Linked DNA regions of Homo sapiens: region 2 is linked to region 1. Evidence: read pairs that join two places in POLR2A ChIA-PET (ENCODE). Cell type or tissue: Panc1. All regions are shown on one strand. Each heading gives the region's core, and the rest is flanking DNA. Links, peaks and the distances in the headings are about the cores only. Region 1 overlaps SBF2 (SET binding factor 2). Region 2 overlaps SBF2 (SET binding factor 2).

Region 1 (5,385 bases), core at 77-5,076:
TAGACCTGACAGGAATAGGTTGTCTGTCTTGCCACCATCTAGGGCCTAGACTTAAGGAAACATGCTGAAAGGCAAGATGACCTTCATCATATGATGGCAGACCACAAACTAGGCAGGGTGGAATCCCTTTAGGAGACTACAGACTGAAAAGGAGGAAACTATACCTTGCAAACCAGACTACTGACTTAAAAGTTATTCTCTGGTTTCATTATCTTTTTATTTTTAACCTTTAGAAAAGTTTTATTTCACTGCTGCAGCTTTGCCTCAGCAAATAAAAGTATGAATGATTTGGCAGTGGGAGTTAGGCCAGAATGTTAAGAAAAAGTGGCACTCCATGAGATCACTGGAGAAATAGAAGAACTGGAGCTTTGAGTTCAAGCCAATCCTTCCCATACAGAGGCAGGCGCTCCTTCCGCTGTCAACCTTGGAGGACTAGGGTTTCATTTTATTAAGAGAATTTTAAAGTTTCTGTTCAGGTACCTAGAACTAAATTCATCGTGACAAAATCTGAAGAGATATGTACTACATTCAAGAGTCAGCAGGTTTCTGTAGTGTTTAAAATTACAGGGTTTTGTTTTATTAAGGGTTTCATTTTATTAAGAGAATTAGAAAGTTTCATTTTATTAAGAGAATTATAAAGTTTCAGCCAGAGTAGTCGCTCACGCCTATAATCCCATCACTTTGGGAGGCCGAGGCAGACGGATCACCTGAGGTCAGGAGTTCAAGACCAGCCTGGCCAACATAGTGAAACACTGTCTCTACTAATAATACAAAAATGAGCTGGGAGTGGTGGTGGGCACCTGTAATCCCAGCTACTCAGGAGGCTGAGGCAGGAGAATCGCTTGAACCTAGGAGGTGGAGATTGCAGTGAGCCGAGATTGTGCCACTGCACTCCAGCCTGGGTGACAGAGCAAGACTCCATCTCAAAAAAAAAAAAAAAAAAGAAAGAATTAGAAAGTTTCTGTTCAAGTACCTAGAAACAAATTCATTGTGATAAGATCTGTAGAGCTATGTACTACATTCAAGAGTCTGCAAGTTTCTGTAATGCTTAAAATTTTTAACAAGTATGTATTACTACTGTAAGTAAAACAGTTTAGCACAGGCACGTCAGTGGAAGCAATATGCAAATGAATATGCAGAAGCATGCACCAGAAATATGCAGCAGAACCACCACCATCCTGGTTATGAATTAAAAGTAAAAACTGGGTAGAAAAATAGATGAGCAGAGTTTCCAAATCACATGGACACCTGAACTCAATAGCCAGGGAGAAAGGATCAGTCCAGAAACTAAGTCCATAAGGAGGTAAAGTCAAATGTGAGTAAAACAAAACACAGTTTATAGAGAAAGGAGACCGAGAAAAGAGAGAGAAGAGAAAAAAAAGAAAGAGAGAACACCAGACAATCAATCTGAAAGCAAAGGCAATTAACCTGGTTCCTTTGAGAGCCAGAACTTTTCCCAAGGTGTTACCCCCATTTGTGCTTGTAACTATAAAAGCACAATATGGCTTTAAAAGTCTTTAGTGGCAAAACTCTAAATTCTAAGACCAAAGTATATTTGATTCTCTGTTGGAGCATCTTGACGGGTATGACACCCATCTCCGCATGACTTCCTACTTACACAAGATAAAACTAAAATATTTTAAGTTATTTGTAGGATGTACTGAATACTGTTTTACTATTCGTGTTCTTAGTTTCTACAGTAAAATACATGTATACCTTACAAAACTAAAATTGCTTTTTACTTACATGACTTTTCATTAACTTGTATTCTACGGTTTAACATTCTTTCATTAATTTAAAAAAAAAAAAAAAAGTATCCCAATCCTCCTCATTTCCAAGGCTGCAACAGAATCTTAAAACAAAACAAAAAAACCAATACACTAGAAGGAGTAAAACAAAAACTGCTTCTTGGGGAACAATTCATTGTTTCAAAATAAATATTTTAACAAAAAATTCTATAGGCTCTATCCATTTTTAATCATACCTACCAGTGAGAGTCTACTAGGTGACTTCTTAAGTCAACATTTAAGAGTGGGGAAAAAAATGTGATGTTTCATTGCTGTCTCTAAATTTATGTGGTATTCATAACACTACAGATTACAACATGCTATACAGGTTTCAACATTTGAAAATTCTCTGGAGTTGTAATCATAGTTAAAAGCAAAGCATTAAATTCAAGAAGCTTGAAAAAAAGCAATGTTTTCTGAGAATGATCTTTTAACAGTGGTCAATTTGCATAGTTTTTTACTTTCTACAAAATACTTTACTGATGAGGGGAAAAATTATTTTCTACCATAATTAGGAATCTGGACTTAACCTGTTATGCCAAAAACAGCAACCATACTTTGCAACAAAAAAAATTTTCAAAAGCATTTTCAATCTTCCTGACTACCAAAGTTTCCACTACCAAAAGTGAAAACACTTTTAAACCTTCCTGTGTAACAAGTTTTAAATTTTCTTTTATTTATTTGTATCAATTTTCTCACCTGTGGCTGCCAAAATATCAAGAATTTCAACTCCAGAGAAGGAGGACAGAAGAAACACAATGTAAAGTGGTTGGCCTAGTAAAATAGTTGGAAAAAAAACTGTTTTGGCTGCTCTAATATAATCTTCATTTATTACTCATTAGTTCTCTTCTTATGGTCCCAATATTCCAGCCAAATTGAGAATCTACTCACTGTTTATCAATTCAGTGCCTTTGCCACTACTCATCTCCACCTCCCAGTCCCCACAATGTATTTATAGACAAAAGTTTTGATTTAAAGCCAGAAAACTGGGTTCAAGTTTCATTTAATCCCTTTTAATTCCATTCATGATCAGTATGAACATGGACAAATTATTTTACCTTTATGCACCTTCAAGGATAACTCAGTGTAACCATGAAGAGTCAATGCAATAATGTGAACACACTCAATTTTTTTAAATGAATGAAGATTCAATCTGATAGTCTCTGCTTGTAAAACAAGTGTATAGAGAAATGTAGGCTGTGACACTAGATCCCAAGAAAGTATCTACTGGTTGTTATCAATATAATAATATGGAGAAAACAGGTGGCACTAGTAATTTAAAGTTAGAACAAGGAACACAACACAAATTTAAGCCTTTCTTAAAACTGTGTAAAACAGGCTCGGTACAATGGCTCATGCCTGTAATATCAGCACTTTGGGAGGCCAAGGCAGGAGGATTCCTTGAGGCCAGGGGTTCCAGGCCAGCCTGGTGAACATAGGGAGACCCCATCTCTACAAAAAACTTTAAAAAGATAGTGCCACTGCACTCCTGCCTGGGCAACAGAGCGAGACCCCATCTCAAAAAAAAAAAAAAAAAAAAAAAAGGCCTGTAATCTCAGCACTTTGGGAGGCCAAGGCGGGCAGATCGCTTGAGCCCGGGAGTTTGAGACCAGCCTAGGCATCACAAAGACTCTGTCTCTAAACAAACAAACAAAAAATCATGCAAAGCTATGTATCTGTCTTCCAAGGAATTCTGAATTTTCTACAGCTTATTTTTCAATGAAGTATTTAGAGTGGATGCTGATTTAACTTGTAATGTTGTGGGAGTGATTCCTATTTCATATGTTTGGCTTTTTGAATAATTTTGTTTGTTGCAAAATTGTTTTTAAAAAATTAAGCCTATTTAGCACTGTTCTATCCAGATAGATTTCCTAATATTTACAAACTACTATTATTATAATAACTGCATGAACCATTGTGTTTGTGGTGAGTTGAATAGCGTTGTCCAAAAATTCACGTCCATCAGAATCTCATAATGTGACTTTATTTGGAAACAGGGTCTTTGCAGATATAGTTAAGGATCTTCTGATGAAAATTATCATGGATTTAGGGTGAGCCCTAAATCCAATGATTAGCATCTTTATAAAAGAAAAGAAAGGGAGATTTGGACACAGTAACAGAGAATGCGGCCATGTGATGACAGAGAAAGAGATCAGAGTTATGCTACCACCAATCAAGGAGCCCCTGGGGCCACCAGATGCTGGAAGAGGGAAAGGAAGGATCCTTCCCTAAATCCTTCAGAGAGACTGAGGCCCTCCTGTCACCTTAACTTCAGACTTCTAGTCTCCAGAATTGTGAGAGAATGGTGTTTGTTTTAAATCACGAGTTTGTAGTAATTTGTTATGGCAACCCCAAGAAACTAGCAGAGTGTTGGAGCTTAACTAAGCACTATTGTTTAAACATTTTAAAGTGAGAATTCTCTGTACTTCCCTGCAATAGTATTAATTTTCCCAAAAGACCCAAACTTTTTTATCTTCTTAGTTAACAATCTTTTTGTTCCTATACTCTAGATCAATCTATACTGTTTGAAATTCATTTAAACTTAAGCAGTTATGTGAAATATTTCCCTAGGCAAAATTAGTTTTTAATTTTCTTTCAAGTAAACAATGAAACCTACAGCTATAACTAAAAACTTATGAAAAATTTTATGATGAAGACATTGATAAGTATATGGGAAAATAAAATTATCAACTTATAAAAGTTATATTTGCCTTCGCAATGTAAATTATGGTAATAACAATTTTAAATAAATAACTTTTACTCAATAAACAACTGCATAACCAACCCCAAAAATTTCGAGAGCTCAGCAATAATAGGATATTAAATCTTATAATATTTAATGATCTCAGTTCTGACCATAATAATGTTTTAAAATTAAGAAATACTGGCAGGGCGCAGAGGCTCATGTCTGTAATCCCAGCACTTTGGGAGGCCAAGGCGGGTGGATTACCTGAGGTCAGGAGTTTGAGATCAGTCCGGCCAACATGGTGAAACCCTGTCTCTACTAAAAATACAAAAATATTAGCCGGGCATGGTGGCAGGCGCCTGTAATCCCAGCTACTTGGGAGGTTGAGGCAGGAGAATAGCTTGAATCGGGGAGGCAGAGGTTGCAGTGAGCTGAGACCGAGCCCCATTGCACTCCAGCCTGGGCAACAAGAACGAAACTCCATCTCAATAAAAAAAAAAAAAAAAGAAATACAATTCCAGCAACACAATGATTTAATCAATGCCTTCACTTTCCTAACAGTTTTTAATAAAAATGATCTTTATCATATTGGGCATAACAACCTATAATATACAAATTAACCTACAATTAGGAAATAAAACTATTCAAAAAGTTATTTCAAGGCTGGGCGCAATGGCTTAATCTCAGCGCTTTGGGTGGCCGAGGTGAAAGAATGGCTGAGGCCATGAGTTTGAGGCTGCAGTGAGCTATGATCGCACTTCTGCAGGCATTCCAGCCTGGGCAACAGAACAAGACCCGGTCTTGTATTAAAAAAAAAAAAAAAAAAAAAAAAGCCAGGCGTGGTGGCTCATGCCTGTAATCTCAGCACTTTGGGAGGCTGAAGTGGGTGGATCACCTGATGTCAGGAGTTTA
Region 2 (5,385 bases), core at 216-5,215, 75 kb before region 1:
GCACAGACAGAGTAGATTTAGCATAATTCTTAAAGGCACTGGAATTTTCAGAATGGTAAATGAGAAACAGCTTTAATTTGAAATCACCAGCAACATTAGCTGCTAAAAAGACAGTAAGCCTGTTCTTTGAAGCCAAGCATTTACTTCTGCTCTCCAGCTATGAAAATCCTAGATGGCATCTTCTTCCAATACAGCCTGTTTCGTCTACACTGTTACTGTAGTGTGGCTGCCCTCATCATCTTAGCTAGATCTTCTGCATAACTTGCAGCAGCTTCTACATAAGCACTTGCTGCTTCACCTTGCACTTTCATGTTATAGAGACAGCTTCTTTTCTTAAACCTCATGAACCAACCTCCAGCTTCAAACTTCTTTTGCAACTTTCTCAGCCTACACAGATTTGAAGAGAGTTAGGGCCTTGTGCTGAGGATTAGGCTTTGTCTTAAGAAAATGTTGTGGCTAATTTCATCTATCCAAACCACTCAGACTCCATATCAGTAATAATGCTGTCTCATTTTCTTATTATCTGCATTCACAACTTGGCTGTTTGGTACAAGAGGCCCAGCTTTTGACTTATCTTGGCCTTTGACATGTCTTCCTTACTAAACATAATCATTTCTAGATTTTGATTTGAAGTGAGAGACATGCAATTCTTCCTTTCACTTGACCACTTAAAGGCCATTGTAAAGTCATCAACTAACCCAATTTCAATACTGGCGTGCCTCAAGGAATAGAGAGGCCTGAGGAGAGGGAGAGAGATGATGGAATGGCTGGTCAGTGGTGCAGTCAGAATACATAAATCATTTATGGATTAAATTTGCCACCTTTCATGGGTGTAGTCTGTGGCATGCCAAAACAAAACAGTAATATCAAAGATCACTGATCACATATCACCAAAATACATATAATGGAAAAGCTTGAAAACTTGTGAGATTACCAAAATGCGACACAGAGACACAAAATGAGCCCAAGCTGTTGGCAAAATGGAGCTGACAGACTTGTTCAACATTGGGTTGCCACAAATCTTCAATTTGTTAAAACAAACAAACAAACCCACCCATAATATCTGTAAGGCACAATAAACAAATAATAAATAATAAGCAAAGAACAATAAACCAAAGTATGTCTGTCTATAAAAAGGAGATTTAGTCAGAAAATTTGAAGCAAAAAGTAAAGCCAGGTGCACTGGCTCACACCTGTAATCCCAGGGATTTAGGAGGCCCAGGAGTGAGGAGGCCAGAAGTTTGAGACCAGCCTGGGCAACATATGGAGACCCCATCTCTACAAAAATTAGCTGGGAATGGTGGTACAAACCTGTAGTCCCAGCTACTCAAGACTCAACTGGAACCCTTGTGCATGTTGATGGCAATGTCAAATGGTGTACCTACTATGGAAAATATGGAATATGGAGGTATGGAGTATGAAGGCTTCTCAAAAAATTAAAAATAGAACTATCATATGTTCCAACAATCCCACTTCTGGGTATATTTCCAAAGGAATTAAAAGCAGGATGTTGGTCAGGCATAGGGGCATGCTATTGTAATCCCAGCAATTTGGGAGGCTAAGGCAGGAAGACTGCTTGAGCTGAAAAATTAACATTTATCTGCGTTTTGATTGTGACCTATCATGGGAGGTTTTATATACATATGAAACAGGGTTAAGAATATGGACTCAGGATCCAGGTTACCTATACTCTAGTCCAGTTCCACCATTCCATCCTGGGAAAATTACATTACTTCTCTGTGCTTCATTTTCCCCCATATAAAAAATGAAGATACTATTACCTAACTCTTAGAGCTCTTGTGAGGAAGAATTTAAGTTAATGTGCATGTAAAATATATACCAGTATGAGTAGGTGCATGTTTCTCAGAACAGCACTCCAACCTGAACATAATAGTTGAGATTACTGAGCCGGTCTGAATAACATAGTGTAGAGAAGAAAACTATTATTGTTCTAGACAATTATGTTATTAACAATGAAGAATGGTGTTATTTAAGGTCTCTTGGTGGCCACAAGACTCTTGATTTACTGGAGTTACTTTTGAATGAAACATGTAAATCCCTTTTTAAAACATGTTTAATGCTGTTCTGTACCTGTACAAAAGATTTTTCAGACTCAAGTTTTATCCCTGTTAAATTTCTTTAGTCAGCTCAGTACATGCATTTTTTGGATCCTATGTCAGTTACCCAGTGTATTTATATCCATTTTTTATTTAATTAACTTACTTTTTTTAGTTACAGATATATACTACAAAATGCAACCATTTTAAATTAACAGTCTGATATATATTGACAAACTCTCAATAAAAACAATTGCAGTAGAATAAAAACAAAAATGGAGAACATGGAAATTAATTATGTTATATTAAAATATTGCTTAAGGAGTTCCTCCAGAAAATATTTCCCGAAAAAAAATTCATCAATATTGGCATAAGTCCAATTATAATTTCCCGATAATAATCAAAATTTCCTGAGGATAAAAGTCTTGGTCAAAACATGCTATATACACATTACTGACACTGGCACCAGTGCTTCTATTCCATTCTCTCCCAAAACAATCTGCTTGGAACTTCAGCATTGTACCTAGCACCTGTTCTTCTCTCTTCTTCATTAAGAATATCATCTCAGAAGAAATGGCTAAAGCAAACGCACAGCACTAGAAAATCAGACTTTTGGGTACATGTATTGATTTACTCATTTTAATAGAATAGAAGCTGATCTAAAGATATCTGTCCAAAGACAGAACTAAGATGAAGGCCATATTCAACTTGCAAGTTCCAAGTATCCCATTTGTGATTTGGAAAATCTGCTTTTGAGCAAATGATTTTTTTAAAATGTTATTTTCATGTTCTCTAGAAGACCTGTGTTATAATGCCAAGACAGCCAGAAAATCAAAGTTCACCAGAATAAGTAGATCTAATTGTGCCAGTATAGACCAACTTTCAAAAGATAAGGAAAATAAAAGCTGCTCATTCACTGAAAAGAAAGCATGCAGGAAATCATTCTACAAAAGGCTTTCATATTTGATCCATTTAGCATTTAATGAGAGAAGTCTGTTTGTTTCAACTGACATAAGCCTTTTTTGTGGTTATTTAAAAATTTAGGTAGGAATGTAATGTGATTTTCTGATTTTCCAGTACAATCTCCTATTATTCAAAAGGTTTATTTGGAACATACAAGCTATTTTTCCCAGAGTTAAACTTAGGAAAGAGTCCATAGGCTTTTACAGAAGTGAAAAAGAATGCATTTTTACTGACTCACGCCTGTAATCCCAGCACTTTGGGAGGCCAAGGCGGGCAGATCACTTGAGGTCAGGAGTTCGAGACCAGCCTGGCCAACATGGTGAAACCCCATCTCTACTAAAAATACAATCACTGGGTGACAGAACGAGACTTCATCTCAAATAAAAAAATGCATTTTTAAGTTGAAGAGAATACATAACGAACAAGGTATGTCATTAAAAATAATAAATAAACAGCAGCTACACAGCTTTAATCCTTATAAACTCACAGTTCACTGAGAATGTATAAATCCAGCAATTTAGAGAATGTCAAGATTAAGAAAAACTGAGAAATGAATACAAACTGAAATTAAAACTAAACATATGATCTAGCACTTTCATGAAATTCTTCAGAATGCATCATTTTACTGAATTAAAATGTCTTCTTTAACAGCAATGAAGAAAGAATGATTGGCAGTCTGGAATGCTGTGAAAACTATATGGTTGTACATCAACATTTAAGAAAAGAAAGTCTTATCAAGTCCCTTCTCCAAATATGCATTGAATGTGTTCCCACCCCCAGCATCATTCACAATCACTCTAGTAGTTCAAACTCTCATCATCTTCATCTGGGTAACAGCAGCAGCCTCATCATCTCCCTGCTTCCTGTTTCACTTCACTCCGAGTCATGTTCAAGTTTCCGGCAGTCTAGAAATAAGCTCTGCAAAATCAAAGTTCTTCACACTAATTTCTCTGATCAAAATAATTCAGTAATTCTCCCACTAGCTATATAATAAAATAGTCCAAAACTGGCCGAGCGAGGGGGCTCAGGCCTGTAATCCCAGCACTTTGGGAGGCCGAGGCGGGTGGATCACGAGGTCAGGAGATCGAGACCATCCTAGCTAACACGGTGAAATCCCGTCTCTACTAAAAATAACAAAAAAAATTAGCTGGGCGTGGTGGCGGGTGCCTGCAGTCCCAGCTACTCCGGAGTCTGAGGCAGGAGAATGGCGTGAACCCGGGAGGCGGAGCTTGCAGTGAGCTGAGATTGCGCCACTGCACTCCAGCCTGGGTGACAGAGCGAGACTCCGTCTCAAAAAAACAAAAGGTCCAAAAATCATTACCTTAGGGACTTCTACCTCATCCAAGGTGAAGTAACAAGGTCTGAATTTACCCTCCAACCTACAACAACTAAAAAAACAAAATCTACAAAACAATGGTTTTCAGACACCTGACATCAGGCAATAGAGGACAGTGAACCCAGAGAGAAAGAAAACAAATTATGTGAGCCCTATAATTGCCCCAGCTTACTTCTTGGTAAGAGTTTCCATGCAGGATCTAGATGTTTAGCTGGGGTGGGGGGGTGAGAGGGGGGTGCAGTTTCTAGACTGCAGTTCAATCAAGGAAAATCCAGAAGTCCTGGTAAAACTGAAGCAATTGAGGTGGGAATCTAGGGAACCCAAAGAGGTTAGGGTTCACAGAGTATCAAAGAGAAGAGAGATTAACAGGGAGAAAGAAGTTCAGAGACCTGCAGAAGGCTGAATGAAGCACACGAAAGGAACAGAAAGGACAATCCCTAGAAATCACACAAGGCCAGGGACTGTTTTTGTTCCCAACAGCCAAGAGGAAAAAACGAAAAAACTTGCATAATTCACTAGGCATCAGGCAGAGAACCCAGAGGGTATTATTGCCTCAGTGTGAAAAATTAACCCTAGATAAAATGTTGCTGTAGATCTACCTAACAAAGCTGGGAAACGAGCCTCAAAAAGATCAAACTATTTCCAAGTGACTTAATTACATCTCAGAACGAAGTTCAAGAATATTTACAGGAACACAGAAATATCCAGCAATCAAGAGAGTAAAATTCACAACTCTAACATGCAAACAAAAATCACTAGGCATGAAAAGAAGCAGAAAAGTATGGGCCACAAGGAGGACAAAAATCAATCAACTGAAATAGACTCCAAAATGATGTAGGTATTAATTAGTAGATAAAGATATTCTAAATTATCATTATGTTGCATATTTTCAGTAATATAAATGTAAAAAATATATTGGATATAGCTAATGAATTAGACACTACAAGGAAAAAAAGGTTAATGGTTGTTATATGATAGAAACTTCCAAAATGAAACAGAGAAACAGACTGGGAAAAAGACAAAAAAACA

The links. ChIA-PET counts read pairs that join two places held together with the same protein. Peaks named below come from ENCODE experiments on the same cell type or tissue, not always from the same donor. Only the 100,000 strongest peaks of a DNase experiment are listed, where the experiment ranks them.
Region 2: POLR2A ChIA-PET joins it to region 1 with 18 read pairs; 3 of 35 experiments call an interaction of 5 or more read pairs at or near these places.

The regions. Positions count from the first base shown.
Region 1 is chr11:10,273,826-10,279,210 of GRCh38, forward strand. All of the region lies in intron 1 of SBF2 (SET binding factor 2), which reads right to left. Among named protein-coding and RNA genes, the nearest start is that of SBF2, 18 kb to the right of the region's middle. In Panc1, for the core only: no CTCF peak of the experiment used is centred there; no DNase peak of the experiment used is centred there; H3K27ac peaks cover 1,456 bases.
Region 2 is chr11:10,198,476-10,203,860 of GRCh38, forward strand. The region is part of intron 1 of SBF2 (SET binding factor 2); the gene reads right to left. Among named protein-coding and RNA genes, the nearest start is that of SBF2, 93 kb to the right of the region's middle. In Panc1, for the core only: no CTCF peak of the experiment used is centred there; no DNase peak of the experiment used is centred there.